6 separate regions of the Homo sapiens genome follow, and regions 1, 2, 3, 4 and 6 are each linked to region 5. Evidence: chromatin loops called from intact Hi-C (ENCODE). Cell type or tissue: mammary epithelial cell. All regions are shown on one strand.

Evidence for each region. Peaks named below come from ENCODE experiments on the same cell type or tissue, not always from the same donor. Only the 100,000 strongest peaks of a DNase experiment are listed, where the experiment ranks them.
Region 1: a loop joins it to region 5, with 6 times the contacts of the local background. A loop is called at or near these places in 6 of 110 quality-filtered maps.
Region 2: a loop joins it to region 5, with 4 times the contacts of the local background. A loop is called at or near these places in 3 of 110 quality-filtered maps.
Region 3: it touches region 5 in a loop (13-fold over the local background); 19 of 110 quality-filtered maps call a loop at or near these places.
Region 4: it touches region 5 in a loop (10-fold over the local background); 9 of 110 quality-filtered maps call a loop at or near these places.
Region 6: it touches region 5 in a loop (1.9-fold over the local background); 2 of 110 quality-filtered maps call a loop at or near these places.

What each region holds. Positions count from the first base shown.
Region 1 is chr2:226,116,819-226,121,818 of GRCh38, forward strand. No RefSeq gene overlaps it. Among named protein-coding and RNA genes, the nearest start is that of MIR5702, 540 kb to the right of the region's middle. In mammary epithelial cell, no CTCF peak of the experiment used is centred here; DNase peaks (open chromatin) are centred at 1,903 and 2,373; H3K27ac peaks cover 3,678 bases.
Region 2 is chr2:226,208,921-226,213,920 of GRCh38, forward strand. No RefSeq gene overlaps it. Among named protein-coding and RNA genes, the nearest start is that of MIR5702, 450 kb to the right of the region's middle. In mammary epithelial cell, no CTCF peak of the experiment used is centred here; a DNase peak (open chromatin) is centred at 2,711; H3K27ac peaks cover 323 bases.
Region 3 is chr2:226,789,455-226,794,454 of GRCh38, forward strand. The region is part of intron 1 of IRS1 (insulin receptor substrate 1); the gene reads right to left. Among named protein-coding and RNA genes, the nearest start is that of IRS1, 7.9 kb to the right of the region's middle. RefSeq lists a silencer at 1,945-2,634. In mammary epithelial cell, a CTCF peak has its summit at 2,208; DNase peaks (open chromatin) are centred at 1,947, 2,377 and 3,227; H3K4me3 peaks cover 3,440 bases; H3K27ac peaks cover 3,499 bases.
Region 4 is chr2:226,649,849-226,654,848 of GRCh38, forward strand. No RefSeq gene overlaps it. Among named protein-coding and RNA genes, the nearest start is that of MIR5702, 6.4 kb to the right of the region's middle. RefSeq lists enhancers at 1-264, 265-1,178, 266-395, 285-579 and a silencer at 536-625. In mammary epithelial cell, no CTCF peak of the experiment used is centred here; DNase peaks (open chromatin) are centred at 433 and 2,753; H3K4me3 peaks cover 156 bases; H3K27ac peaks cover 3,504 bases.
Region 5 is chr2:226,424,481-226,429,480 of GRCh38, forward strand. No RefSeq gene overlaps it. Among named protein-coding and RNA genes, the nearest start is that of MIR5702, 230 kb to the right of the region's middle. In mammary epithelial cell, no CTCF peak of the experiment used is centred here; DNase peaks (open chromatin) are centred at 2,031, 3,241 and 3,631; H3K27ac peaks cover 3,282 bases.
Region 6 is chr2:226,562,323-226,567,322 of GRCh38, forward strand. No RefSeq gene overlaps it. Among named protein-coding and RNA genes, the nearest start is that of MIR5702, 94 kb to the right of the region's middle. In mammary epithelial cell, no CTCF peak of the experiment used is centred here; a DNase peak (open chromatin) is centred at 2,529; H3K27ac peaks cover 1,336 bases.

The sequences.
Region 1 (5,000 bases), 310 kb before region 5:
TCTTACTAGTCATACTGATAGAAAGTAGAACATATCAGTCTTAGTTACTGATTCTCATCTTCTCATCTTCTGTAGTTATGTTTCCAAGTTAGTTGTTCAATAAATTATTATTGAATGAATGAATGCATTAAAGTTTTAAGGCCCATAAATGGTGAAAAGATCCATCAAGATCATTTGTCATGATTCTATAGATTCTTCAATAGAATAGTAGGGCTAGTGCTACTACTGATTCTGTGTACCTTCCTTGTTGTTAGACAAATATTATTTCATTTGACATTAAAACAGCCTTAAAATGTAAATATCAAATCTCCACCTCACAGGTAAGGCAGCTGAAGTTTGAAGAAGTTAAATAACTTATCAAAAGTTTGGACAGAACCTACAATCAAAACCACGTCCTTTTGATGCCGAAGTTCATTTTCTTCCATGCTACACAGTCTTACATCAAGACAGCGTGTTGGCTGATATCAGACAGAGAAGACTAAAATCCACAAGGGGAAATTTATGGAGGTATGAGAAAAATATTACAGAATGTATTGTATATGGATTTGTCTTTCAAAAGATGTGTCTCCTAGTTTTCCTTCCAAGCAAATGTCAAGCCCAATGATATTAGCAATATTCCACATTACTTACTAACATTTTTTTACTAATGTCAATTTATTACAAAGGTAAAGCCAAAGTATGAGGTCATTGCAGTTCAGTTCATAAAATACAATTAAGCAAGCTATTCGTAGGTTTGAAGTACAGGATTAACAAAAAAATGCATATGAAATATTTTACCAATGATAAATTAACAAGAAGGCCAGTTTAATTTGATATAGCTCAAGTGCAATAAAACAAAGTCAAAAATCGTTACATCCTTAGTCATAAACCATAGTATGTAAACTATAATGCATAAGCCATATATGCTCAGATCAGATGAATTTGGAAAGTGAGGGAAAATAAGCAGCCTAGACAACTGTTGAAAACCATGCAAAGCTACCAATGGAATTCTATGATCAAGCTAGGAATTCGCTGGGCCTGGAGAAGTTAAGTAGCAATGCTGCAGGAGGGATGGAATAGACTGGCACAAGCACATCTTATCTGTTCTTCCTGAATTGAGCTTTGTATACTATCAGATTCCACTATACTAGAATGTCTTATATTTGGACTATGTAGAGTACATTGAGCTGAGGGCAATAACAAGTATGAAACACAGCAGGATTTTGAAAAAGATTAATATGTCAGCTTAAGGTAGCAACCTGATCCACTTATTACCTCCATTAAATAGCTATAATTGATTATTCATCATTTCAAAACTTATCTCCAAAAAATAATAGCATGCTTACCCTATCACACCTGGACTTTGAGTGCATTCTACTCTATTTAAAAACATTGTTTTGAATTCTTTTTATGTCACAATCACTTCACAAAATCTAAAAGAAGTCAGAGATACTACCAGGGGCAAAACACACTTGCCCCCTGCTTCTCATTTGTCCTATTTAGACTGGATCCATATTTTTGTCTTGTTTAGTAGTAAAAATAAAAGTAAAAGGGGGTGCTTAGAAATCATAGATTGTATTCCAAAACAAACAAGCAAAAACAAACAAACATAAAGCCAGACCCTAACTCTCAATTTCATCAAAAAGTAGCAGAACTCTCTTTCATGGCAAGAACAGTGCAAGCTTGTCCTTTGGAAATTCTTCTGAATCAACAAAAGTACGTGTGACTGAATCGTGTGGCCAAGATGGAATGCTGTGGCAATACAAATTACAGAGAAGATGCACGGCTTTTCATCTGCTGCCCTCACCCGCAGATGTCTGTGGGATGAAAGTAGTAGTCACTGCCAGCCACCCCAGTCCTGCTGTTCTGACACCCTGTAATCGTTTGCTGTATTCATTACCTCCCTCATCATCCACTAAGCCTCCTCTTAGGGGTACTTTATGGTACACATTTCACTTTAAAAAATTAAGTCACATCACGATTAATTTTGCCTCGAGGATTTCACAACATCCTTTGAGCTCACAGTAACCCTGAGGATATTGTGCAATTGGAGTTGGGACTCTCTTGCCTAAGTTATAACTTTGTGAAAGAAAGTGGGTGAAAGTGGGGGAGTTGTTCTTGCTTAAGACAATTGAGTGGATATTAAGCAAATACACAGGGGTAGGTTTAAAAGTGACTGGCAAATCTGGTAAAACTTTATACATCTCGAGTTATCATTTTTAATGTTCTCACCTTCTTACAGTATTTTTACAGGCAGTATGCTTTTGCTTGTCCTAAGTAAAATAGCACGCTTTTTTTCTGTTTTTCTCTGGGGCATGTCTTCTGTATGCTAATCTGACTCATCATTGTTAATTTAAAATATTATAAATAAGCAAATACATGACTCAATAAATGTGATGAGTAAGGAGAAACTGGTGTTTGCCTAGCCAGCTCAGACCTACATTTTAATTAAAAAGCATGTCTCATACACCATCAATATGTTTTCAAGTGACCTGTCATGACCAGTTCTAATCACAAGCATGCCATTCACTCTTTCATAATAAATTGGCAGATTATGCTAATAAAAGAAAGGGAAGCTATCAATTTTACGGGTGCCAGACAAGCTATGCCATTGATTTTATAATTTATGACATGCACTTGCAAAATAAAGGTGGCTAAGGAAAGAGTTTCATAAACAGGATAAAATGCTACAGGAGAATAATCAATTAGATTAGTCGACAAATAAGTGGATAAAAACGTTATGAAAATGTTATGCTTTCCTAATGGTCAAACATTCAGGGATTCAGTGTCATATTATATCTGTAAAATCCCACAACAAAAAGGTCTGTGTTAATGGCAGCTATATGTCAATTTTTAAGATTGGCTAATTGGTATTTTTAAAAGTATTTGGCTGGAAAATCACAAAGATTCAGTTGATTGGGACTCAAAAATTCTTTGTTCAAGAGAAAAAGAAGTCATAATACAGGTTGCTATTGATTACACCAATAAAATGTTAAAAATTACTATATGGCACAGTGTTTTGTGACTTTACGGCCTTTGTCTATGGAAAAACCATTTAGGTTAGTTCACATTTTTATAGAAAATGAGAGTTTGCAATGGAAATAGGAACTTGGGAGCTCACAGAAAAATCAGGGGTAGACTTGGGATCAGATAAGACATTCTACCTAAATAAGCATGGTTAAATACACATTATGTCTTACATTTCAAGCCAAAACTAGTTGTTTGCTTTTGATTAAAAGATTAGATTTTGTTCTGAAGTCCAGTTTCAATATTTTAGTTTTGTCATTAAATTGTTTCTAAATTGAAAAACTTTTGATAAAACTAGAAAAAATAAGTATACTTATGCTATGTTATTTATTAATATGAACAAAAATCAATTTGTCTAAGCTTTGCTCATCTAAAAATATATATGTATAGCAGACAAAGCAATGCAAATTAAACATTTTAAATCTTATACTTGCATTCAACAATCTTTATCTTGTGTAGCGTTAACGCACATACACATACATATGTATATGCACACACACACATATTCCTAATACCTAAACACAAGTCAATGTTCATCCAAAGAGTAACAGATCATCGATTACTTCTAGAAATTTCCTGATACCTTTATTATACTGATGTTTATCATATTGGATAAATGCTTGTCTTATGGAACTCACAGCACTTTGCATCCAATCATCATGTATTTGGCCACCGTTTCAACAGGGTGAAAATTTAAATGTATTATTGATTACAAATGGTCTTATTTAGGTAATTTCAAGAATATTAAATGTTATGTTGCCCCAAATTGTTATATCTCAGTTAATGGTGAAGTGATATGACTTTGAATGCTATGTAATGGCTCCATAATATTTTTTTTGTAAATATAATCTCTAGATCAATTATTAAAATCAGCTAATAATTGGTTGTTTTCAGGTAAAATTGATAGTTTTTAAAACATTCAAAATAAGTCCATTTGAAAGTCATTCAATTTTGTTAAGAAATCTTTTGCTGAATATTTGTGAAATATGGATATTAAATAACTTTTGCAACCATAGTATCCACTCATGTTGCAGGTTATTCTTTCTTGTTGTGGTTTTAATCTCCCCACAAAACTAAAAAAAAAAAAAAAAAAAAAAAAAATTAGCTACAGATTTGAAGTGATATTTATTTTGCATATGCAAACTATGGGACTCAGCTGATGGATAAGGATGTGTATGCAGTGTTGTTCTATCCATCATCAAATTCACTTCTCAACTTTTTTTAATAAGCAAAATAATAGTTTTAAATAAAATACAAGTTGATGATACACTGTCTGGAACAATTACCAACTAGATTTGTGTCCCCAGTAGTAGCCCCTCATTGGTTCCACTGGTTTCCTGTAATTATTCTGGATCAAAGGACTTTTCATGAAAGAATCATTATTAAGTGTTTTACAAAAGCATTTTTCCTGTTTAGGGTTAGTTCCTCAAAATTCATCTTGGCCGCACAACTCTAACGCTGTCTTGTGTTTGAACACTTTAAACAACCCCCTCCAGATTCGTCTAGAGCCTGAAATTAGGTTTATTTTTCTCTCTTTTTTTTCGACCTTTAAAAAAATAAGTAATATTACTAACTGGTCTGAAATATGATCCTTTAAAAACTATGTGGCATTAACAGAATTCTGCAGTGCAAAAGTACAAAGAAGACTAAAAGAATAAGGGCAAAGGAGAGCAATCATTTGCTTCAGCCTTGCATTATGTTGAACTTTGGTGGAATGGATCCAAGATGGAATTAAATCCAAATGTTTCCTGGTTTCTTCCATCTTAATAGCCTCATATTTCCTTCCATTTCATCTCATCCACAGTGTTCACATTTAAAATTGTCATCTTTGAAAACATTGAACATATTTATGGCTTGTCTGCTTCCTGATATATATTCTGATCTATCATATTGTTATAATTGCTAGACAACAAAAGAGATTTCAGATTTATATATAATATGGAAATTTAAATTAGGGAGGAAATGTGACTACATCATGCCAACTTCAAAATAAA
Region 2 (5,000 bases), 220 kb before region 5:
GAAGTCATAGTGTATACTAGTATATAAAAGACTCTAAGTCATGCTGAGGAGAAAAAAACATATTTGACTTTGTTTAATATAGAATTTCCCAGAGATTCATTGGCCCTAGAACACTTTGTTGGGGATAGGTCTACCAGTCACCTCTGGAGAAGTTCCAAGTCATAGTCTTTGGGAAATGCTGCCTATGATTAGCATAGGAGGGAAACAATCACTATTGCTGAGGCCCTCTCAGGAATTAAGTGAAGCTGACTGATTTGTTTTTAAGTTCTTATACATAAACATTTTTATTCAAATAAAGTTAAGGTCCCATTTCATGGAGTTCCGTTATTTAGCAAACAAAAATAGGCAAACCAAGAAAAAAAAATTAAATGAAAGCTAGTGATACTGTGGTAAATGTAAGACATGTACGGAGTTAATCATGGTAGGAAAAAAAAACTACTAAAATGTCTAATATTTCAGGGAGAATAATACTGCTCCCTAATTGTCCACAAATATTCTGCATTCATATCCTCCACTGCATTTTCTATTCTTCCAATTTTCAGGGGAAGATCGACAGGTTTGACTACATAAAAAGTACAATTTCTCCATGATGAAATGCATTTTAAATAAAGTCAAATGACAATATGGGGAATCATTTGCAACATGTTTGAAAGATAAAGGCCTAATACCTTTAGTATGAAAATATACTTTTATAAATCAGTTTGTAAAAATATAAACCCAGATTAGAAAGAAAAACGGCCTACAAATATAAATATTCAATCCACACAGGAAAATATAAGTATCCTATAAACACAAGGCAAAATTTCAAACTCACTAGTAATTAAATATAACATTTTTAAGATGAGATATTAATTTTAGTCCATCAGATTGCCAATGATGACAAAGAAGAATTATGTCTAGTGTGGGTAAAGATCTATATTTTCTCATTTGTCTCTAAACATGTGTTCTTTATATATATATACACACACACACACATATACATATATGTGTGTATTCATATAGCTTTTTAAATATGTGAATATTATAAAACGTAAACACCAGCAAAATCTATAAATGTTTATAGGAAATTAGAACTAATGAATTAGCACCTTTGACATTAAAAAGTGATTTTTTTGCATTCAGATAACCTGTCCATCCATATGAAAAAAAAAAAAAAGATTGTTGAATACAAGAGCAAGAACTGTAAATTTTCCAGTGAATTTTGTTTGCTTATGGAGCCAAGGTCAATGGGAGTAAAGTGATTAAAAACCATGCCCAGGAAATGATTCTTCTGTTCAATATGCACTAAGGGAGCATAATAGTGGATTTAAATTCACCTATATCTTTATATTTATTTCAGTACCAGACTTTTCTGACTACCATGGCTTTTCAATGAATTTTAAAATTTCCTTCAACATTCATATTTTTCAGATGTTTCTGTATAATCAGATATTTTCTTTTCCACATCAACTTTAGAATCTGTTGATCACATTCTAGAAAATAAACAAAATATCTTTAGATTTTCATTAGGATTGACTTAACATAGATTCATTAAAAAATTTGACATCTTTGGAAAACCGACTGTCCATATTTTAAGTCTTATTTTATGTACTTCAAGAAAATATTTATAGTTTTATTCACGAAGGTGTCATGTGTTTCTTGCTCTTCTTAGAACATTTTATTTTTGTTTCCAATATATTTCAATGGATTATTGTCAAAATAAAAATAGTTTTGTAAATTAATTTTTAAATGGCTTATTTTTGCTGAACTCTGAGTAGTTCTAACACCCCTCCCTCCACCTGGTTGTCTTGGGATCTATAGACATAGAATCAAAAAATAAAATACTGACAATTGTACCTTATTTTTTTCTGTCCTTATACCACTTCCTTTTTTTATTCTTTTTTAATGGACTGGTGAGCTTTTGAAGAATGATGTTAAAAAACGATGATGAGAGTAAATTCACATTTTGTTCTTTATTTTATAATAATCCTTCTAGTGTGATGTAAGACATTAGTTGAATTTTATTAGTTTTATCCTATTAAGAAAAATAGACCACTTTAATAAGTTTCAACTGAAATGGTTATGAAATTTTATCAAATTTCTTTATTGAGTTACATATTTTTCTTCTTCATCCTATTAATATGATGAGTTATGTAAGTAGATAAGCAGATTTCCTAATAGTAAAACATTTTTGCATTCTTGAATGAACTTTACATAATCATATTTTATGCTATTTCAGTGTAATACTGTATTATAATTTCTACAGGTATATTAATATTAGAATATATGTTCCTTGCATTGTTTATACAGCACTGTGTTTAAATGCCCAGAATGTTGTATGGAATACTAAATGATTTTTTTTTTTAATGATGCTTATAATGAAACTTCGGGACATTGAAAGATTTACCCTGGTAAGATCATAAATTGGCAGTAGCATCTTTTTCTATCGGCAAGTTCCTATAAGTCTTGGTTCATGCCTTTGCTCTCTGACCACACATTTCAGATGGAGTCTCTGTAATACAAATTAATCATGTATTTAGGATAATGCGAGATCTCCTAGATATCAATGAACTATTCAATTGATACTGATCTTTTCCTTCCCAAATTATCTTGGAAGCTGCCAGCAATAAATTTAAAGGAGAACACAGTGGAGCTATTGCTCAATATAGACACATATAAACATTTTTTACAAACTATTCTGAACAATGAAGAAAAGAAAGTTGGCAGACAACCAAGGCATTGTGTTCCAGAGCCAAGAATGTGATTCTGGAACTTTTCCATTGTGAATTTCACTTCAGAGTAATTTGTACTATTTGGAAAGCAGACCATAAAACTCTATGTGGGAACAGGTTATTTGAGGTAATTCCTCTGTCAAATGAGAACAATATTAATAATCTTAGGCCCATAGGAGGTCATGTATTACTAGTTATTAAGGCTAATACAAAAGTAAAAGGTTGTTTCACATTTCTGTGTATTTGTGTATATTGTATATGTGTACATACGTGTTTATATATGTGTATATTATATATATATATAATAATGTGTTATATGATTCAGTGACATAAAGACACTTTATGTAATCTTAAAATATCCTGCTAATAATATGCTAATGGTGTGGGTAAAGAATAAATAACAACTCCTCCTTATCTTAGAAATATATTTTTAATAGGCATATTGACTGTTCATATTCAGATTCTACTGCAGAAAAGCCCTGCCTACAAAAGATGAAATGAAGAGAGTTTAAATGAGAGACAAGATTTTAAATAAGGAAATTTACAATTGTATCTATCTGAAATTGCATTTTGTCACTGTGGATTCTTGGGACCTAATAGTTTTTTATTGAGTAGTAGGTGTTCTCATTTCTAATCATGTCTTTTAGCTGCATTTTGAAGGTTGAGGTGAGGTTAAAATGTGGGCTGGCAACTATAAACAAGTTGGGTGACAATAAGTGCAGGCTTCTGCCAAAGCTGCTTTCAGCAAAATTGTAAAGCAAGTAAGTTTGTCTCTACTCAGTGTCTGTCTCCTTCTGTGTCCTTGAACCTCTTCTGTGGCACCATCACCTGCACCTGCACTTCAAGTGGTTAAGTTCTCTCCCTGAACCTTTTACTGTCTTATCAAAACCACCCAGATTCTTCATTCAGAAGATGAGGATGCAGTCCAATTTAATGAGGCTACCTCCTAGGCAAGCAACACCTGAAGTTGCTATTAATCATGGTCACACTCTGCAGTAACAATGGTGCTATCTCTGCAAAGTAAATACACTCATTGTTGTGTTTTTTGTTTTTGCAAAACAAGAAAAAGGATGCTCTTGCATTTTAACAGGACTTGAAACCATACATTAAAAAAGGGTAACTTAAGTGAAGAAAACAGAGGGTCAACCCGACATGTAGACATGTTTCTGAAGAGGCAGGAGTAGAGAGAGTTTGGGAGAGGGGCAGGAATCAGAACCTTCTAGAATCTTTCAAAACCCATCACATGTTAATGACTTTACCTGCCTATTTTCAAGAGTTTAGATCTATATTGTCTGTTTTCTTTAGTTTTCTCAAGTGTGATAAAGATATAGGTGTCTCAAGAACAAAATGATAACTATAGCTCCAGCTAAACCTCAAAAAATCGATAGGAATTTTTTTTCTATCTCCTGGGTAGAATTGGTTAACATTTCTGAGTATCCCAGAAACAAATCTTCTACTCATGATTAGGATGAGAAAGCTAATATATATTTGTTGCTTTATTTAATACAGAAAATGGCCAAATATTTCATATCAGTTCTTTGTATTTTCTTGAAGAGACAATTACATTTTTCTAACATTTTGACAATTTTGCCACTCTTGAGAAGATTGAAAAACATAACAAAAAACAATGTATTGAAATTATATAATCAAAATGTTTCAGCCCCAAAAGGTACAATATTTCATCTATCTTTTCTCCCCAATAAAGTGGGGGCAAATATTCTTCCCACTAGTAGAGTAGCAGAAATTATTAACAAGTACAGAATGTGGAACGTGGAAAGGATTTCTTGTAAAGAAACAGTAGATTCAAGCTAGCATCGGGGGTAAGAAGAGGGAGGACATTATAAGAGGCTTAATTTTAACAGGCTTAGATGGGAACTGTGAGAATAGTTTTCAAAGGCTAGTTAGGACTAGTTTTGGGGAAAGTTGATTACCAGTCCAGCTGAAAGATTGTGAGAAAGAAATTCATAATAAAACTGAAAATAAAAAATATCACAAGCTATAAAAAATCAAATTAAGAATTCCAAATATTTTCAAACGTAAGTATTACCCAAATAACATATTATTCATAAATTGATACTTGGGGTTATACCACGAACAAATTTGATGTTTCATCTGAAACCACAGCATATTTCTGTAGCATTCATCTTAATTCCCAGTCTCTCTTACAGCCCCATTTTCTATTTTCATCTTTATTTGATCAATCTGGCATTTGTCTGGCCTGTCATTTTAAATGGATAAATACTACAGACATCTGTGATTGGCTTAAGAATAGTGAGAAAGAAGGACTCA
Region 3 (5,000 bases), 360 kb after region 5:
TGTTTCATACACCTAAGAGAGAAAAATAAAGCTAAAGAAAAAATTGTGGAAGGCCTCCTATAGTCCCCAGTTGGCTTCTCAAATTTCCTTACCATTCACTTAAATGGCTGTCTCACTGAAGAACACTGATGGTACAAATGAGACACATTATCCACAAACACACCACCCCTGAAAAAGAGGTGATTTCCAACAGGATGCATGTGTTAATTTCCACAGTGTGCACTGGTTAAAGCTTACTCTATAGTGTGGGGAGGGGTGGGATGTTTCTGAGAGCTGACCTTAGGATGTAGGAACTAGCAGGTGCCTTGCATTCCCACACACATTTTATTTTTAAAAAGGCGGAAGGAAGAGGAGCATAATTCAGTCTAGAGATGGTTCCAAAAACTTAGGCTGGTCGATCAGGAGGGTTTGTCTTAGGGTTTGTTAAAACTCGAAAATGCCCCCTTGAAGCAAGAAAAGTTAATGTCAGGCCTGAATCAAACAATGTTTTCCTTCCAGGCCCCAGTCTGTCCATAAAGAATGTCTGATCCAAAGGCTAGAAATGGACAGAACAGGCTATTCTCATGCTTTATCATGACCCTGTCAACAGCTTCTTCGGAAAGAATCCTCATTGCAACTGACCCATTAAAGAGTATCAGTCATTTTCTCCACAACATTCCTATGTTTAGAGCTGCAAAGGAGGTTAGAATAATTTAGAACAAAATCCTCAAGTTACTGATGAAGAAATAGGTCCAGAGAAATTAAGTGACTTGCCCAAGGTCACTCTGCTAGTGAAGGGCACAGGCTGTGTTGGAGCCCAAGATCTCTGGCTCCCAAGAACTGCTTTTTCCATTGCATCATTTAAGATAGCACAAAGCTATTTTCCTGGAATTGTGATTTAAAAAAAAAAAAAAGGTGGCATGCCCTTTGGATCCCAAGTCTCTTCCTGTAGGGCAATGCTGGAGATAGTATTTATTGAGGGGGAACTCAGAGAAATGACTACAATATATGCAACATTTTATGGATTTATTTTTACTATAAAAAGATACCTAAACAATTGCAAACATTAAGCAAATTATTAGCTGCTCAAACTTTTCTGGAACAACAGAGAAACTCTCTCCCACTGCTCAGTAGCAGTTTTGGGTCATAACATTTGCACCTGCTTGGTACGTTTCCACCTGTGATGTTTCACTTGGCCCCTCAGAAAAAGCGCTGCCCTGGGATCTTATGATTCAGTGATGCAAGAGGGATGTTGGCTGGTGAGAAATGCTTATTTGAGAGGGAAGGAGGAGGAGGAGAAAATACTCCCATAGCACTTTTCTTTCTTATTTTCCTTATTTTAGAAAGGCCAAATCTGAACACATTTTCCATCCCATGTAGTAATATATCTCACATAATTTTGGTTACTGGAGGGTACACAACACAAATCTAGCAAGCTTTCAAAATCGATGTGCCCAGCCTAAATTGACGGGCTGTCACTGGGACTGTCAATGATGGAAAAATGAATCTGTGTCTGAGAACGCCACAGCATTTCCTCCAAGCCTTTAAGGAACACACTACCCAAACCCTTGTCACACCGGGTTCTCAGGATCTGCAAGCTGCAGTCCCGTCTTTCATTTCGCTGTGAGCTCCCTCACAGCCCAGGAGGATGCGTTTTCCCAGCTCTTACCTAGCTCTGGTGCTTTGCAGTAAAGTGTATGGAGCCTAGGGCACTTTCAAGCCAAAGGAATTCCCCCTCCCCCCATGACCCAAAACGATGGCATCCGCAGCACTCGCAGGTCTCTCTCCCTCCCTTGGTTGAGGGGGGCGGGCAGGAATCGCGGGCCAACCCCACCTGGCCCGCAGGCCCGCAGCCACGTGCGGGACTCCCTCCTGCTCGCGGATCTCGAGACCGGAAGACGAAGGAACGTGGCCTCGTAGTAAACCGTAGTAAAGAGAGAAGGGAAACAAAATGGGGCTCGTCACATGGTTACGGCCTGGATTTTTCTCAATTAAAAATAAGAGCAAGTGTGTGTTTCCGGCCCCCGTCCGTGGGCTGGTTGGACTTTTTCATTCTTAGGATTCTGATCCAAATGCAAGAATACAGCTGAGGGCACAACGTCCTCAGTCGGCGGGCGCGGTGCAGAGGGGGCCTGCGGCTCGGCCTGCGGGCACCCGCGGGAAAGAGGTGCCAGGCAGGGTGGCAGAAAGCGGCCCAGGGACGCCCGCCCGCCACCACCGCCAGGGGACCCGCGGAGAGCCCCGCCCCGCGCCCGCCGCGGCTCAGCCGTTTCACATGCTGATTGGCTGTGGTGGGGGCCAATCAGCGCCCAACCGCCCCGCCCGCCCGGGACCCAGAGCCGCGCGGCTGTGCCCGAGGGCGGGGCCTCGCCCGCCAGCGCCGACCACGCGGCCCGGGAAGGGGCCCCACCGCCCTGGATGACCCGAGACGGGCGGGGGCGGGAGACCCGAGGGCGGTCTGGCTGCAGATTCCCCCACCCCGGGCGAAAGGGGGCTCGGAAGAGGGAGGAGAAGGAATGCAGGAAGCGGAGGTGACCCGGAAAAGGGAAAGTGCCAGGGCCGAGAGGGTTTGCGCCAGCCAAAAAGGCCACAGGGCTGGGGAAAGGGGAGGGAGGGGAGGCAACCTTGGAGGTACGGAATCCTTGACATCACAAAAAAGGAAACTGAATGAAAAAGAAATGGAAAGAGTCTTTTTCTGTTTTTTTTCTTTTTCTTTTTTCTTTTAAAGGGGGAGGGCATAACAAAGAATGACAAAAACAAAAAAACTGAACCCAAAAGGCATGGCTGGGGTCTGTGTCTTTGTCAGCTGCAGTTTCAAAACTAAAAGATAAATTTGATGCCAGGTAAAGGTGGCAGGGCTGCTATGACCGAGTCTGAGAGGCTCTTTTTGCCCTGCTTCTTGGGCTCTCAATTTACTCTCTGCAGAGAGTGGGCCACAAGTACTGCGAAATTCTGAAAAGGAGCAAAAGAAAAAAAGGATAATGTCAGGAACATGAAATAAGAGGTGGAAACAAAGGGATGGCAGGGGATAGTACTAGAAAACGAGCAAGCCAGAACTAAGAGGCTATGCAAGAGAAAGGGCAGGCAGAAAAGGTCACTGGACTACAGGTAAAGCAGACAGGCTTCCAACAAGTAGAGCTCCTGAGCTCAGTGCTTCACAAGTGTTCTCCTCTTAACAGACAATGAAAAATTTTAAACAAGCCGAGATGTTTCAACAGAGCCCACGCCTCATCATACCTCTATTCCTTTCACCGAGTCTCAGGTTTTACCTGAGAAATGAGGAAAAGAAGCAAAGACAGCAATTGCTGAGGAAGTGAGGAAAATAATGTTTGCACACACATTCGGAGCAGAAGCTGTTTGCCACTCACAGGTCTGACTTCTGTCTGTTTCAGATAGCTATAGAATAACATCTTTGGACTCAACAGGGCACAGGCAAGCAAGCAGAATTGAGGATGTAAATGTGCCAGGTAGCATTTGGTGCCTCACTTTAAACACCAACACAAACATCTCAAATACGCATTGTAGAATTTTCCTGGCACTGTGCAAAGCATGGTCGATTGTTACTCCAGAATTATTAGAAATAGGATTATATGATTATTCCAGAATATTTTATTTTCCCAAAGAAGGTTAAGGATAGAATTTTGTAGAGTTTTTGTTTTTTTAATGCATCCAACACATAGGAGAATTTTATTTTAAAGCCCTTTTTAAAAATGAAAATTCTAGTTGGTCATCAATTCTCTTCAGAGCAAACATCATTTATTCTACTCTATAAAAAGAAACCTAAACAAATTAAGATGACAAGTAAGAAAAACTTATTCTCTTTATCTCCTTTAAAACCAAAATTTTAGTTCTGCTGGGCTGGTTTTCTTCAAATTCTCATTATTTTACCAATGAGGCACTTTATAATACAAATGCTTAAAGTGTTGAGGGATTCTGACTCCCAAAAACATCATTTGATATAACAAGATTTGTACTACTGATGTTGATATACACAATTAAATCTTTCTTCTAGTGAATGATGAAAATAAATGTTGAAGTAAATACTGATCAAATAAATGCTTTTTGTAACATATCACCCAAAATCTTCATTTGAGTGTTCATATACCTTTTTCTTGTTCTATAAAATAGAGAATTATATGGATCAAATATTGGAAACAGAATTAAGAAGACTATGAACACATGATAAATAAATACCTGTCAATAGGAAACCAGGGCACAGATTAATTTCTTATGAATGGACACAAATTAAGAAAAATCAGTGCTTTTAAAAGCTCATTCTGTGGAGCATAGATAAAATTCACAAGATAATCAGTTTGTCAGAGTAAAGTGTTTCCAAATGCTGGAAACTTCTGCATTGCCAACTCATCACATTATTTGCAAACTGTACTCTCTTCTACCCACAATTATGACCACCAGAAAACAGGATCAACAGAACGAAGGGCAGGCTAATTTCCTATTACAAATGTTTTTCATTTTTAATACGGCATTAGCCACAGAAGACCTAAAGCCAACTTTCAGCATTTACTGTGGTGTCTACTTTTGAACTTAAAGGCACACAGCAAATAACCCTAAAAGTGGAGGGTATACAGTTTAGCCCTTCTACTCAATGCAAAACAAAACAAATTAAGGCATGTTCCTGACTTAGTATGCATTCTTCTCAACAAATAAAAGTAATTTTACAGAAGATATATAGTAGCCCCCAAATGATATCTGTAATGTCTCAGTGCAAGAAGAGATAACTATAAGGCAGACATCCTAGGATGAACTCCCATAACTCTTAATAATGGGTCCCAGACACATACAGAGTTTCCTGCATATCCTGTACAAGAGAGGCCAGGCCCGTGGGATGGTGGGTCGGTGTGTGAATAATATTTCACAAATCCTGGTACATGAACAAAAGGAGAACGTCACCCATAATTACTTTCTTGAGAGATCACAAAATAGATAGGTACTTCTCTCTAAATACATATTTCTAAAAAGCTCTTACTCCTGATCTTTTTAGGGCAGGATGAATAGAAATC
Region 4 (5,000 bases), 230 kb after region 5:
ACTTTCTGGTTTCCTCCTTCCCTTTTTCTCCAGGCTGCACTTTCCCCTCCCTCACAGTATCTCTGGAACAATCAGATTCAAGAAGGAGGTAACTGACAGGCAGGGCCTTTTCTATTTTATTCAGGCAACTCAGTGGGTGGTGGTGTCAAGGCCCCCCATGGGGTTACTGTACATGAAACAAGTCCATAAAACAAACGGTCAAACTCGGGTCGGGGCTGTTGCTAGTAAAGGGAGTTCCCGTTGTCTTAAATCACCCTGGATTGTTTACTGCAAAAGGCAGTGGTTAATCTGAAACACAGACAGAAATAACTGCAGCCTTGTGCCTCTGCATGTCTTGGCTGAGCCCAACTTTTGCATTCTAAGCACTGGAAGTACCAAGTGGCCAGGATGGCTGGAAGCCAAAAAGTAATGTTTCCTTTTGCTGTTGTTGAGAAAGGCATTCAGGAAAACAATTGAGCACAATAAGGGCCTTCCTGTTCCGGCAAGCAGGCAGCCGTGTGAACCACCCAGTAAACGTGGAGTGAGTCATCCTGGTGCACTGTAAGCTTCCTTCGCCTTTGTCAATAAGTTCGCTCAGAGGCAGCTGTGGGGAGCATGCAGAACACAGCCCCAGCAGGCTGCAATACTGCGGATTGCTCCCCTAGATTAGCATTTCCGAAATCTATTTCTCCCATCTCTCCAGGCACCACAGATTTCCCCCCAACAAAGTCAGCGTTTACACAGGGAAATGTCACAAACACATTTGTTTGGGAAAGGCATGGGCCATGCATCTCCCTCCAGCTGGGAAGTCGGTTCTGCAAGGGAAGTCTCACTGAGGCTTGCTCTTAAAACATTCAAAATGCCTAAATTTCATGGGATTTTCATTATGTGGTGTACACAAACTATGTTGACTAACATGCACTTGATTAATTGTAGCTGCCCATAAGGGGCAAATCACAATGATTGAGTTCAAATGAAACCAGCTATGTACAAAATTGATTAGAATGAGACAGGAAAGAGATAACACCTTAAAATGTGTTTTGACCTTTAATATTTCAGGCAGTGAGACTGAAATACTACGTTGTACTGAGATGTCCTGGGTCACTGAGAAGGACCTGGAGAGATGTAGGATGGTCAATGATTCCTTGATAGTGGTAAAGATGGAGCATGCTCTCTCTCTTTTCCTTTCCCTTTCTCTCAGTCTCTCTCCCTTTCTTTTTGCCTCTCTCCCCTACTTCTAGGGTATTCCATTTTGCCATGAATGGGTCTAAACTCTAAAAGATCTTTCAGAGCATGATCCAGTAGAGATGGCAGACTTGACATCATTCTTCATAACCATTCTTCATAACCTGTTCCAGGACCCCACCTACAATGGTGCTTAAACCAGAGTTAGAATGACTGACATTAAGTTTTAAGCATCCATTTTGCCTGCTCAAAAAGAGTTGCCACTAGCCATTCATGTTTTATTACAGCGAGACAATCTATTTAGGTAAGAGACAGTATGCTGGTATAGTATTTTGGGACAACTGTGAGTTTTGAGTCAAATGACACTGTTTGGGCCTGAACTGTTCTGTTTTCTAGATTTACCACCTGGAGAAGTCATCTGACTTCACTGTGCCTCAGTTTCCTCATCTTAGAATGGGGATAATAATAATGCCTGCCTCACAGAATTGCTATGAGGATTAAATGAGATGACCTAGCTAATTTTACTTAGTCTTACCCAGTGCCCAATAAATGTAATTAGTAGTACTACTACCACTACTACCATCACTACTACTACAAACACTAATAAACTAAATAGCCATTGAACTCATTATTTTAATTGAAGGTCTAATAAACCAGGCTTGGCTGAGCTAAAAGCATATTGTCACCCCTTAAAAACGTATAGCCTCTCTCTTCTGCCAAACTGAAACTAGGCTTCTTAGAGGAAGATGTTTTTGATAAAGGATGAAGGTGATTTGTCAGTTGAAGAGTAGTATCATTTTGCAATCATAGTAGAAAATATTTCAAAAACATGCAAGGTTATAGGAGAGTAAAGCTACCAGATTTCTCCAAAAAATTGTTGATCGTTGCAATTGATACATAGTTACTAAAAATTCACATTTAAAACACATTTAAGTTTCAACTAAACAAATCAGGTGAAGCAAACGAAAACATTAATTTGTATTACACTAAAATATCTGCCAGATTTGTGCACTAACTGGATTAGGCTTATAATTAGAGGAAATTCCAGGCTATGTATTCCTTCACTCAGTATGAAGCTATCTAAAAAACAAATACACTTGAAAATCCATTTTTACAAGTCAGGTGGCAGCCGCTTGCACATCTCAATCAGTCAATAAGAAAACATTTTAAACTGAGCTACTCTGAAGAAGCTCAGACATTCTTTAAGTTAAGACACATCTCATTTCCCAGCCACAATCTGCATCCCTAAGACAGATGCAGTTTTGATCCCAGCAGTTCCATGAAAGAAACACTTCCACAAAGTCAAGAAAACCCAAAGTTCAGCAAGATTTTGGCAGTGTGGCCAGAAATTTAAAAATAATTCTGGTTAATATACCCAAAGTTTTTACCAGTGGTCTTGGTGAGCATGGTCCATTTTCAGCTCAGTCAGATCTTTGGGAAACTGAACCACAGAAATAACATTGATCCTGAGTAACTCAGACACATCCCGTGGTTTTGTGCTTCAAAGGTAGCCACAAATTCTTAAGATATGATTCATAGTCATCAAAATCTATGAATCTCCTGTGAAATTGTTCTTTCACTTCCACTAAACAGCTCTGTAATTCTTCAAATCTGTGACGCCATTGAGGTCAAGGAAGTTCAACAGTAAATTATGAATGCAGTAGGAAATGAGAGTAGTTATTAACTGCTCGACCAGTTGGCCAGTTAGAACCTGCGTTTCCTTGAACAAGGAAAAGAGAGAAGTCAGGGTTCATGGAAGAGCTACTGAAACAGATATTCAAAGCCCACGGACTTATGTCATCCAGGATTCTATGCCAAAATTTGAAAATCCTATCAAACAACCTAAGTCTATACATATGCCAGTCAGGAGAATTTAGGAGCTAGGCTACATCAGAAAAAATTCTAGGGGGAAGAAACCTATTGATTCTGCCAGAAGAAATACTCTATTAATTCTTTACTCCAAAGCTGGGAACCATAAAAATGCTCAGGGAACCTATATAAGGAATGCCACTCCAGGCATTCCTTATCAGTTAGCTTTTACTATATAAGAAACCACTACAAAACATAGTTGCTTAAAATGGTAGCCATTTATTTAGCTCACAGTTCTTCAGGTTGGTTATAGAACTGTGATCTCTGATCCTCTGGACAGTTCTTCTGGTTTTAGCTGGATTTGTAAATAGGTCTGTGGTTGGCTGCTAAGCCAGTTGAGGTAGGCTGGTCTAGAAGAGTATCAGCTACAATGGCTAGTCTTTATTCCACAAAATCTTTCATCCTCCATAGGTTAGCCAGGGCTTGTTCATAAATTATCTGAGCAGTGTTCCAAAAGGGAGCAAGAAAGGTAGGTGCAAGGCCTCTTGGAATCTATGTTCAAAACTAGCACACTGCCATTTCCACCGCATTCCATTGCCAAAGCAAGTTACAGAGTCAGCCTAGATTCAAGAAGTGGGGAAATCACTTCCACCTATTGATAAGAGGAGTTTCAGAGTCAAATCCAGGCATAAAAAATTGTGGCCACTTTTGCAATCCACCAAAACCCTCTCTCCCACATGCTCCTTAATGCCCCACTAGCTAAACCAACAAGACAGATCATAGTCAGCACTGACTGAGTGCAGCATTTCTGTTTAAGACAAATCAGAGCAACAGCAAGAATGCCTGATGTTCCTTCATGGCAGCCTTCCCACTATTGGGTACTCTCAAGATGGGAGATAATCCTATTTGCCTGAGTAGTAGATAGCTACTACTTCCCAGAGTAGTAGACAGCTGTCCCAAGTAACTGACTGTAGTAAAGCTCAGCTTTATGTCTCTGGGCAAATAACTGGGAGTGGAGGCATGAAGGAAAGCGTAGTTGGAATACCCTGAGCTGAGAGAGCCAGAGGAAAAACACAGGTATCCTGATAAATGAGTACTCGTGCTCCTCTGGGAAACTGGGATTTTCTTTTATGCTTGGTGTAAACTAAAACTACTGTGATAGTTCATTTTACGTGCCAACTTGACTGGGCCATGACATACCTAGATATCTGGTCTAACATTATCCTCAGCATATCAGTGAGGGTGTCTTGGGATGACTTTAACATCTAAAGCAGTGTGCCCTCCCTAACATGTATGGGGCTCATCCAATCCATCGAAGACTTGAATAGAACAAAAGATTAACTCCCCCAAATACCAGGGAACTCCTCTTGCCAGATTGCCTTTGAACTGGGACATTGGTTACTTCCTGCCTTTTGACTCAAAGTGAAGCATCAGCTCTTTCTGGGTCTGAAGCCTGCCAGCCTTCAGACTGGAATCACACCATTGTCTCTTCTGGATCTCCAGCTGCTTGCCAACTTACAGATCTTGGGATTTGGCATTCTCCATAATCATGAGCCAATTCCTTACAATAAATACACACACACACACACACACACACACAACATCCTACTGATTCTGTTTCTCTGAAGAACTCTAATACAACTACTTATTTGGATATTGTGCCAGGCAAAAGGGCAAAGGAATATTTGATGCCTGGTAAAGGTAAATGGCTGGTTTGTACTCAGGTTTGCCATCCCTTGTTTCTTTCCCTGTTAGCAAATAATCCCAGTCGTCCTGGGAAGAATATAAAACTTGAACTAATAACTCTCTAGTGTTGCTGTTGGTCTTGTTATACTATTGTCACTACAGTTGCCCCTTTTTGTTTGTTTTGGCTGTTTGTGCTTTGTTTTGCTTTTGCCTAAAATGGTTAAACACCTCGAGTTCAACTGTGAGATGTGCACCTGTGCTATCTATCAACAAACACTCTCAATGTGGAACTTCTCTGGGAATCTTCCAGAAATCCAGTCCACAAGATCCAGTGTGCAAAG
Region 5 (5,000 bases):
AATTAGTTTTAATAGTAGCACATAACTGTAAATCATTCAATGGCTGGTCACAAGTTTAATCTGTTTTCCAGTTTTTCTGTTGTTTTGTTTTACAGAGCTTTGGGTACATCTGAATTATTGCCAAAATGACCATGGTTTTAAATTACACACACACACACACACACACACACACACACACACACACACACTTGAATTGAAACAAACATCAACAGATCTTACTCCCAGAAACGTGATAGACCGAGTGAGAGAGAGAGAGAGATTGAGACAGAGAGATTGAGAGAGAGAGAGAGAGAGAGATTGAGAGAGAGAAAGTACAAAGACACACTCCTGGCACTCTGTGTTTAAATAGTTTCTCCTCAACCCTCTTTTCTCAAGTGCTAGGAATATTATTTTGGAATGCTTCTGCAGGACTCCAGAGATTATTGCTGCCATATTTCAAAATCACACCTAGAATTACAATCTCTATTCCAAGCGGAGTGTGAGCCTGAGCCCTAGGAAATGCTTTGTTCTTGACATTAGTAATAGAAACCCCATTAATAAACACCTAACATGGAAGTAGTTGCAGATTTGAAAGAACTAAATACAATGCTGCACCCGTTTTCTCCCTTTAAATCCCTCCCTGTGAGTCATGTCCAAGCCAACTGTTCTTACCCACCTCAGTCACCTCTAGACATGCTTAATCCCAACCTACAATATTGAACATTCCTGACTCCCGCATGCCAGTCACCCTCTAATCTTTTAAATCTGTCCCCCTACTCCCCTTTTCTACATTCCTGGGACTTATCAAACTTTTGTAATTCAGGATTAGTTTGCATATTTGCCGTGGGTCACCCTGGGATACACAAAGCTATCCTAGAACTCAGGGTCTTTGTGGTCCCTGAAGCTGGAGGTAGGTGACATAGAAACCCAGATACTGGGACACTGTCAAGTGTCCTAAATGCTGAATTTAGGCTGCCAAATTTAGCAAATAAAAATATAGGACATCCAATTAAATTTGAACTTCAGATAAACAATATCTTTTGTATAAGTGGGTCCCATGCGAGGTTTGGGCCATAGTTATACCAAAAGGTATTTGTTGCTTATCTGATGTTCAAATTTAATTGGATGTCTTGTATTTTATCTGGCAACCTTAGCTGTATGTGAACATGGGCAGGAAGATGTCAAAGCTTAATTATCAATTATATCCCAGAAGGGTACCTCAATGTAGATGTACGGGGTGATAAAAATCCATGATTTGCCCCAATGTATAGAAAAAAAGAGCCCACAGCAGAGACAGCAAAACCAGGCATCGCTGCCCTTCCACTATCCAATGCCCATGGCCAACATCCTTTATCAATGAAGACACCCTTTCTGGCTTCAACACAGCCACTCAGGCTTCCATTACTAATCAATCAGACTTGGCTTGTGAGATGAAACCTTTTAGCTCTCCCTGGCCTAGACAGGACTAACAGTGTGGAAATATGTAAAATTACCCAGGCTTGGTTCCCAGGCAAATCTCAATGGGTTTTTTTTTTTTGCCTTCTCCAAAAATCAGAAAATAAATTAAAAAAAGAAAAAAGAACTAAAAAACTATTGCCTTAAAAAAGCTGTGGAATTTCAGAGTCATCACTAGATAGCTCAGTTGGGGCCTTGATAATTAATGATTCTATAGAAGTGATTCTTAGAGTATGGATTATAGTCCATGTGGGGCCTCCTGATAATGTGCATTCTTTGGTTCTTCCTACTATCATTTTTCAATGCATTCAAAGGTTACACATTGGCCACCTTCTAAATGAATGATTGTTACTTAATGTTATTTAATGTTGTATGCAATCTCAGAGATTGCTAAGAACTCTGATTCAGGGTCCTACATTACCATGTAATGCTGGTGAGGTTGCACAATTCTAATTGAGCACAACTTGTGGAATTCCTGTTGTTTTCAGGAAGCACACGTGATTATCAGTGTGGTCTTAACTTGGTCGTGGTTTCCAAATGTCTTCTACTTAGGAATTACTTTTGGCTTAACTTCTTCATTTACATTGGACTTTGTTGTGGATTGTTTGGTTAACCCAAGTGTGTAGTGATATATGTTTCCATCAATGGCATTTGAAGACCGTAATTTTGCAATCACTAGCCTTTAAGGCATGTATACATTGTGATTCGAATAGGAGTCATCTCTACCACTTTGCTAAGGCAAACCACAAAAATCTGCTTATACAGTGACACGTTCCCTCTTATTATTCTATTCTTTTCCCTCTGTAGAGCAGGAATGCATAGGATAAGTGGTCTGTGAAGTCTTCTGCCTTCTCAGTCTGCACTATGGTCACAAAAAATAATTCAAGAAATACTTTTCTAGAGCCATGATATTCAACCTTGATCAGGTAATATTAAATGTTAACACATTTAATGCATTTGTTGATATCACATGACCAAACTTTTCTCATATCCAGAAATATTTCGTCTCAAAAAACATTGATTTTTTGACACATGTAATTTTAACCAAGAGCATGTCACTTATTTTTTTAACTTTTAAGCTGAGCATGATTGACTCTTTCCAATTCTTTTTCCATGAATATTTGTCTCCTTTTCTTTTACTTTTGATTATGCTTACTGGCACTCAGTTGCTAGCAATCGAGCAGTGGCAAAAGCCAGACCTTTAAAAAAATCTGTAGGAAAAAATATCTTTAGACAGACAAATGGTTTTCCATTTAATTTAATTTTCCTGCAAACTGGGAAAATATTTCCAGTATTCCATTTTACTGTCATGTCACTTTGGTTCTTTAGGTGCTTAAACCACATATTATGAACTATTAGAGAATTATGAAATTGATGTAGTGAGTCTTGGCTGGTATTCTTTTCTTAAAGATAGAATAGAGAATACATCACATATATTTTGCCTCCTGAAAAGTTTGTTTCAGTTGTGTGTGTGTGTGTGTGTGTGTCTCCTAGGACACAATGTAAAATGTGTTTCTTGCCATGTAGGAGGGTGTTGGTTAAAAGTTTGAAAAACATTGCTGTAGAGAAAAGTTCCTCAATCATTAATATGTATAAAATTACAGGGGAACCTTGTTAAAATGCAGTTTCAGACTTCTACTTATCTATCAATCCATGGGATAGGGTCTTATATTCTTCATTTCAATAAAACTCCTAAGTGATTCTGATGCTGCTATTCCAAAGGATCACACTTTGAGTAGTGAGGGCCAAGAGGAAGAGCTATAGCCACAAGCAGAGGATGACTAACCCTCTGGAGGAATGGCAAATGAAACTCTAGACCCTGAATATCCTGCTCAGGATACCACAGCCGCAAGAGGCATCTTCAGCTACAGCGTCTGACTAAGGCAGTTCTTTCCAGCAGGCTTACCTTCCCTTCTCTATGGTAATCTCAGCACTTCGGGGGGCCAAGGCAGGCTGATCGCTTGAGTCCAGGAGTTTGGGACCAGACTAGGCAACATGGTGAAGCCTAGTCTCTACAAAAAATACAAAAAAAAAAAATTAGCTGGGCATGGTGGCACACATTTGTAGTCCCAGCTACTTGGGAGGCTGAGGTGGGAAGATTGCTTGAGCCTCGCCTGGGAGGTCGAGGCTGCAGGGAGCCGTGATTGCACCACTGCACTCCCTCCTAGGTGACAGAGCCAGAAAAAACTTTCCTAACTACTCCTTTCCTATGTGAGTCAGTCTGGGCTGCTATGACAAAGTAGCATAGTCTGAGTGGCTTACAAACAACAGAAATGTATTTCTCATAGTTCTGGAGGCTAGAAGTCCAAGATCAGGATGCTAGCTTGGTGGTTCCAGTGAGAGCCCTCTTTGAAGTTGCAAATGGTCAGCTTGTCATTGTACTCTCACTTGGAGGAGAGTAGGCAAGAGAGTCTCTTTTATAAGGGTGCTAATCCCATTTATGAGGGCTCCACCCTCCATTAAATTACCTTCTAAAGGCCTTATCTCTAAATATTATCACATTGGGGGGTTTGGATTTAACATATAAATTTGGTGGGGGACACAAACATTCAGGCCATAATACTTGCCCTACATATGAACAAACACACACACACACACACACACACACGCCTGGTTCGATTAGAGCAATGGTTTCCAATCCTGGCTACATAACAGCAACATCATCACGCATGGCTTTTTAAAAATACTAATTAAAAATATTGATGCCTGAACCCCACTCTTCCCTTAGAGAGTTCATTGGACCAAAAGGGATCTGGAGCATGTGTGTATGTGTGCGTCTGCATGCATATCTCTGTGTGTGTGTGTGTGTGTGTGTGTGTGTGTGTGTGTGTGTGTTTCCCCAGGGATGGCTCTGTTCCTTGGTAAAACAGAATTTCAAGTTCCCATATTAATTATTAACCATCTCCATGGAGTTTGCCTCATGCCCTGGAACTTTAAATATACCTAACACTCTGGGATTTTCAGTGTTAGTCAATTATATTTCTATTTTATTTCTTTCATCTTAGGTTGTATTTGTCCTTCAAATAATTTTCCAACTAAACAACAATGCCCTTGTCAGTGAATGATTGATTTGCCTCTGAACAAAACTGCTATATGTCTCCTTTAACGGCTGCCCTACAAATGTCTGGCCCTTGGATATGATATTTTTAGTGTTTCTAAAGCAAACCTCAAGCATTTGGCTATACCTGAGTCAAGTACAAAGATAGTCTGGAAGTGGTATAATTATTATAGACATTGTTAAGTAATAGCTGAAGAACAATTACAAATGCAATGTGGTATGTCAGACACTCTAAGCATATTTTCTCCGTTGCTAATATAGTCCACCCAAGAAACTGCATTTCTATACCCTGTTTATCTGTTATTATTAGAAAATCATGTGCTTTATATCACATTACTTTCCAGGTAACTGAGGCTTCCCCTCTTATATGTATTTCATTAAATAGATGTGCAATGCTTTTTTAAAAAACGTGTATATTTCAATTTTAATCATTTTAGATTAAATATGTCTAAGCCATATTACCTACATCTTTGTTTTATTAAACATGGAATTTTAAACTTAATTTACC
Region 6 (5,000 bases), 140 kb after region 5:
CCCATTGCATTGGTTGAGAACAAGGAAGCAGGAAACAAAATCTTATGCAATTGAGGGTCCTCCTCAGAGATGGCTCTTAGGCTCCTGGGGGCAGGCACAGACCAAGACCTAGAAGTGCAAGAATATCACCTGTCCATGCACCAATTGAAGTATCTGCAGCATCTCAACTCTTCAGTGGTTGAGTTACAGAGACACTTGCTGTGAGGTCGCTTCCCCTTGGCTGTAAGACTTCCCTGGGTCCATATCTGAGCCTCTCAAGAACACACAAGAAATCTAAGAGTAGGAGTGAAAAAAACTACTCAAGACTATTTCTGACCCATGTCTAAACATTTCTACTCAAAGCATCCCCTGTCATGGGCAAGGCCTTATATACTAGGAAAATTGTCATGTCTATGAGTTATACCCAGGAAGGAAGAAATAGGTCTCCTCAACTCTCAGATGATCTAACTCATCTGAGGTTTTAATCATGTCTTCCCCACCCCTTGTCTGAACTAGCTATGGGCCCCTTCTCAAAAGTCTCCCTGAATCTAAACTTTCTTCCTTAAATTTGACTCTCTCCTCCTACCATGCTGATAGAATCTTTATCTAAAAAAGATAAGGTAAATAGAGGAAGACAAGTTGTTCTCTCTCACTTCATTGGTGTTGTATGTGCATATCTTCATGTTTAAAGCTTAAAAACGCTAACTGAGAACCAGCCATGGCAGTGTGCATCTATAGTCCCCAGCTACTGGGGAGGCTGAAGTGGGGAAGGATTGCTTGAGCCTGGGAATATGGGGCTGGAGTGAGCTATGATCACACCACTGCACTCCAGCCTGGGCAACAGAGCAGGACCTCATCTTTATAATTAAAAAAAAAAAAAAAAAGAAGTCTGAGCTCAGGAGTTCGGGACCAGCCTGGGCAACACGATGAAACCCTGTCTCTTCTAAAATACAAAAAAGTTAACTGCGCATGGCAGTGTGCGCCTGTAATTCCAGCTACTTGGGAGGCTGAGGCAGGAGAATCGCTTGAACCTGGGAAGTGGAGGTTGCAGTGAGCTGAGATCAAGCCACCGTACTTCAGCCTGAGTGACAGAGTGAGACTCTATCTCAAAAAAAAAAAAAAAAGAAAAAGGAAAAAAAATTTGCCATTGATTTGTTTCTTTCATTCTTCTGTAACAATTCTCATGAGGCATCTCTTGACATTTATTGGTTATTATCCCAAACTATCATCCAACTGCATAATAAAATGATGAGAGTGCCTGCCTTTGACAACGGGTGGTTCATTTTTTTGTTTTTTCAAATTTATTTTAGATTCAGGGGATACATGTGCAGGTTTGTTACCTGGGAATATTGTATGATGCTGAGGTTTGGGGTACAAATGATCCTGTCACCCAAGTACCGAACATAGTACCCCAATAGTTATTCATAGTTTTTTTCATCTCTTGCTCCACTCCTACCTTCCCTCTAGTGGTCCCTGGTGTCTATCATTGCCATCTTTATGTCCATGAGTACCTAATGTTTAGCTCCCACCTGTGAGACCATGTGGTATTAGATTTTCTGTTCCTGCGTTAAACAATGGGTAGTTCCAGCAAAGTGTGTATATCATGCAATCCTGCTTTGCACTTACATTTCAGACTTTCCCATTTAAGGCTTATAGGTCTTCCTGAAATACAGATGAATGCAATGCATGTCATGTTTTTCAGCCTCTTCATGAGCCCACAATCTGATGGCCTTTTGTTCATAAGAGTGCCTGATAACTAAGTTGACTTTTAATTCTCTGCATCTTTCAGTAGTGACTGGGTTACTGTCCTATCAGAAAAGATTAGAGGCTTCTCCAGTCTCCTTAATTATACGGCAATAAAACATTAAGGTTTGAGATACATTATTTTCAATAAATAAGAGGACAGCTTGTTGACAATACTCAACCAAGTGTGCAAATGGTAGAAATAAATATAATGGACTCCTTTTTCAATACACAATTTCTCTGGAATTATTAATGAACATTGTATTGGTCTGCTACGGCTGTCATAAAATACCACAGACTGGGTGGCTTACACAACAGAAGTTCATTTCTCATAGTGCTGAAGGCTGGGAGTTCAAGGGTTGGTTTCTCCTTGGCTTGCAGATGGCAACTTCTTGCTCTGTTCTCACATGGCCTTTTCTCTGTGTGAGTAGAGGCTTTCTTCTCTTCTCCATCTTCCTCTTCTTCCCTTTCTTCTTCTTTGGACACTAGTCCCATTGAATTGAGGCCCTATCCTTTGATCCCATTGAAACTTAATTGCCTCTTTAAAGGTCCAATTTCCAAAAACAGTCACATTGGAGGTTAGGGCTTCAACAGAGGTATTTGTGTTATGGATACAAGTCAGTCCATGCACAGTCCTATTATATAAACCTGTGACTCTTCATGATAAGTAGAACCTAAAATGTAAATAACATGACGTTCTTGCTCTTACTACACTGCATAAGAACACAATGTTTAAACTTTGTTTTTCTAGCCAAATGCTAACGCTGGGTTGCTCCCCTTTCACCAACATGGATGCTGACTCAGCGCCCAGGTGTGTGCATTGCTCATGCTGATCCACAATGCAGCCTTGAAGGAATGAGACAGAGAGCTATCAGCTAGGGATGTGGGCGCACCTGACTATAATCCAAAAGGTGAGTGATCCCATGTGTCCAAATCTCTGCCATGCACCTCCTCCCACCCACCAGTGACAGTTCTGCCCTCTGACAAGGAGCAGTCCCTGTATTCAGACATTAAAAGCTCGCATTTGCCCCAAAGCTTATGAGGCATGAAACCTATTTTACCACTTTTCTCAAGGATGTTTGACATTTTGATGATTAGGAGTGTCGTCTCTTGGATTTTGCTCATTACAAAGATCAAATAACATAAGCAATTATGACAATTAGAGGTGAAAGATTTCTACTGGAAAAAAAACCCTCTTAGAAAATAACATAGTTGAATCCAAAATGATAAGATTCCTTATCTGGCAGATTTGAACCCAGAATGGATCCAGAAAATCATTAGATCTTGAAGGAATTTAAATAAAAACTAAACTGAGAAAGTTATTAGCTTCTGTTATTTAACTACCTTTTTTTTCTAAAGCATCCTGGTACACCGAAATAATAGAAAATTAAAGTAAAATAAATGCATCGGTGAAGAAACTGACTCTTATTTTAATGCTGATGCTACTACCTAAGAGGCAATATTTATCTAGGAAAGTCATTAATACAACACCGACAATTCCCTGTAGAATTACCTTTTGTGAAATTTGTAAACTTTTGTGTTTTTTCTTATGGTTTTATTGGAACCAAAGACACTATACACATGCGCTCATGCGTGCGCACACACACGTGCGCGCACACACACACACACACACAGTATGGGGAAGATACTGAAGGCACAGATTGGTGAATCTATCTTTATATAAAGAGCATGTTAATTTACAACTTAAGTACGCAGTCAATTGCTTGGCTTCCTAGCAAATTTAATATCTACCATGAGTTTCAACCCTAAGGCTAGCCAACTTCACCCTTCACAATTAGGTACTTGGAATTTATTTCCTCTGTGGATAAAGAACAAAGAAAAATACAGCCAAAGGGTGTTTTTGTTGTTGTTATTCAGTTGTATGTATTTTTAATGATCTCTGTGGTAATATAATTATGGTTTTCAGCCTTCTGGTTGAATCAATTGAAAGGAATTACTTTTTGGTTATACAAGATGATGAAATGCTGAGGAAAATGGCCTAAGTTATAGAAAGAGAAAAATACCACAAAAAAAAGAGACTTGGCATGAATATGGGTATCAGCCTGTGTAATTTTTTTAATGTGGAGAGAAAATGATGGACATTTAGACATTAGTCTACAAGTATTTCTTGTGCCCAAGCACAAGAGAAGAATTCTCTCATGTGCCCACCAAAAATTGATATAATTCAAGCATTGTATGCTCTACGTAGAATTTTAATTTAAATGTTTCAAGTTGCCATACATATACAGGAAAAGACAACTTATAAACCCTGGACTTATAAACAGTAGTCTCTCATAAACAGCCTCATCTGAATCCCGTCTCCCTCCTCAGAGCACACATAAAGGGGTGTTGCCGCTGCTCCCATGAGAAAAGAATCTGAAGAAATATGGAGATTTTAAGGAATTATGAGGTTTAGAACATAAAGAGAAAGTGAGAAAATGGGAAAAATCAGGAACAGAATAATGTGCTCCCCTGGCCCTAGACTCCCAGATGGGACGAGCTCCCCTCTATTGGTTCCTGATATTTATTTTAAAAATAAGTAAATAAATAACAAAGAGGGAGGATAACAAAGTTCTGTGTTAGAAAGGAAAAAGCCTGGTGTCTCTTCCTCTTCTTATAGGGACAACAGTCCTATTGAACTAGAGCCCCACCTTTGTGACCTAATTTAACTTTACCTCTTTAAAGGTAATTACACTTTCTCTAAATATAGTTGCATTGGGGGTTAGGGCTTCAACATATAAATTTGGAGAGGGTACAATTTAGGCCATAACAGACGGGTTAGAAGGAACCTGAAAAATTAATTTGAACTACAGTGACTCGGGTTAATAATAGTGTATTGTATATTTCAAAATTGCTAAAAGAGATTTTAAACATTCTCACCACAAAAAAATAAGTATATAAGTTGATAGATGTGTTAATTAACTTGATTTTAATCATCCCACAATGTAAACATATATCAAAACGTCACATTTTTCCCCATGAATGTATATAATTATTATTTGTCAATTAAAACTAAAATTTTATCAGAAAAGAGCTTTTTGAGGAAATCACACAAGCAGAGAAACAACTTCTCTCTATAAAGTTTCTTGGTGTGAAATCACCTGATGTGTGATCCAAACTGGGACTAATAACAAAGGACAGAAGAGAGGCAGCATAGGATGAATCAGGAATATGTGGAGCATGGGAAGGAATCAAGGGTTCAGATGACTGCAAGCATGACATGTAGCAATAGTGTGGTATGGCTGCTAAAAAACAAACAAACAAAAAACTTCCAATCT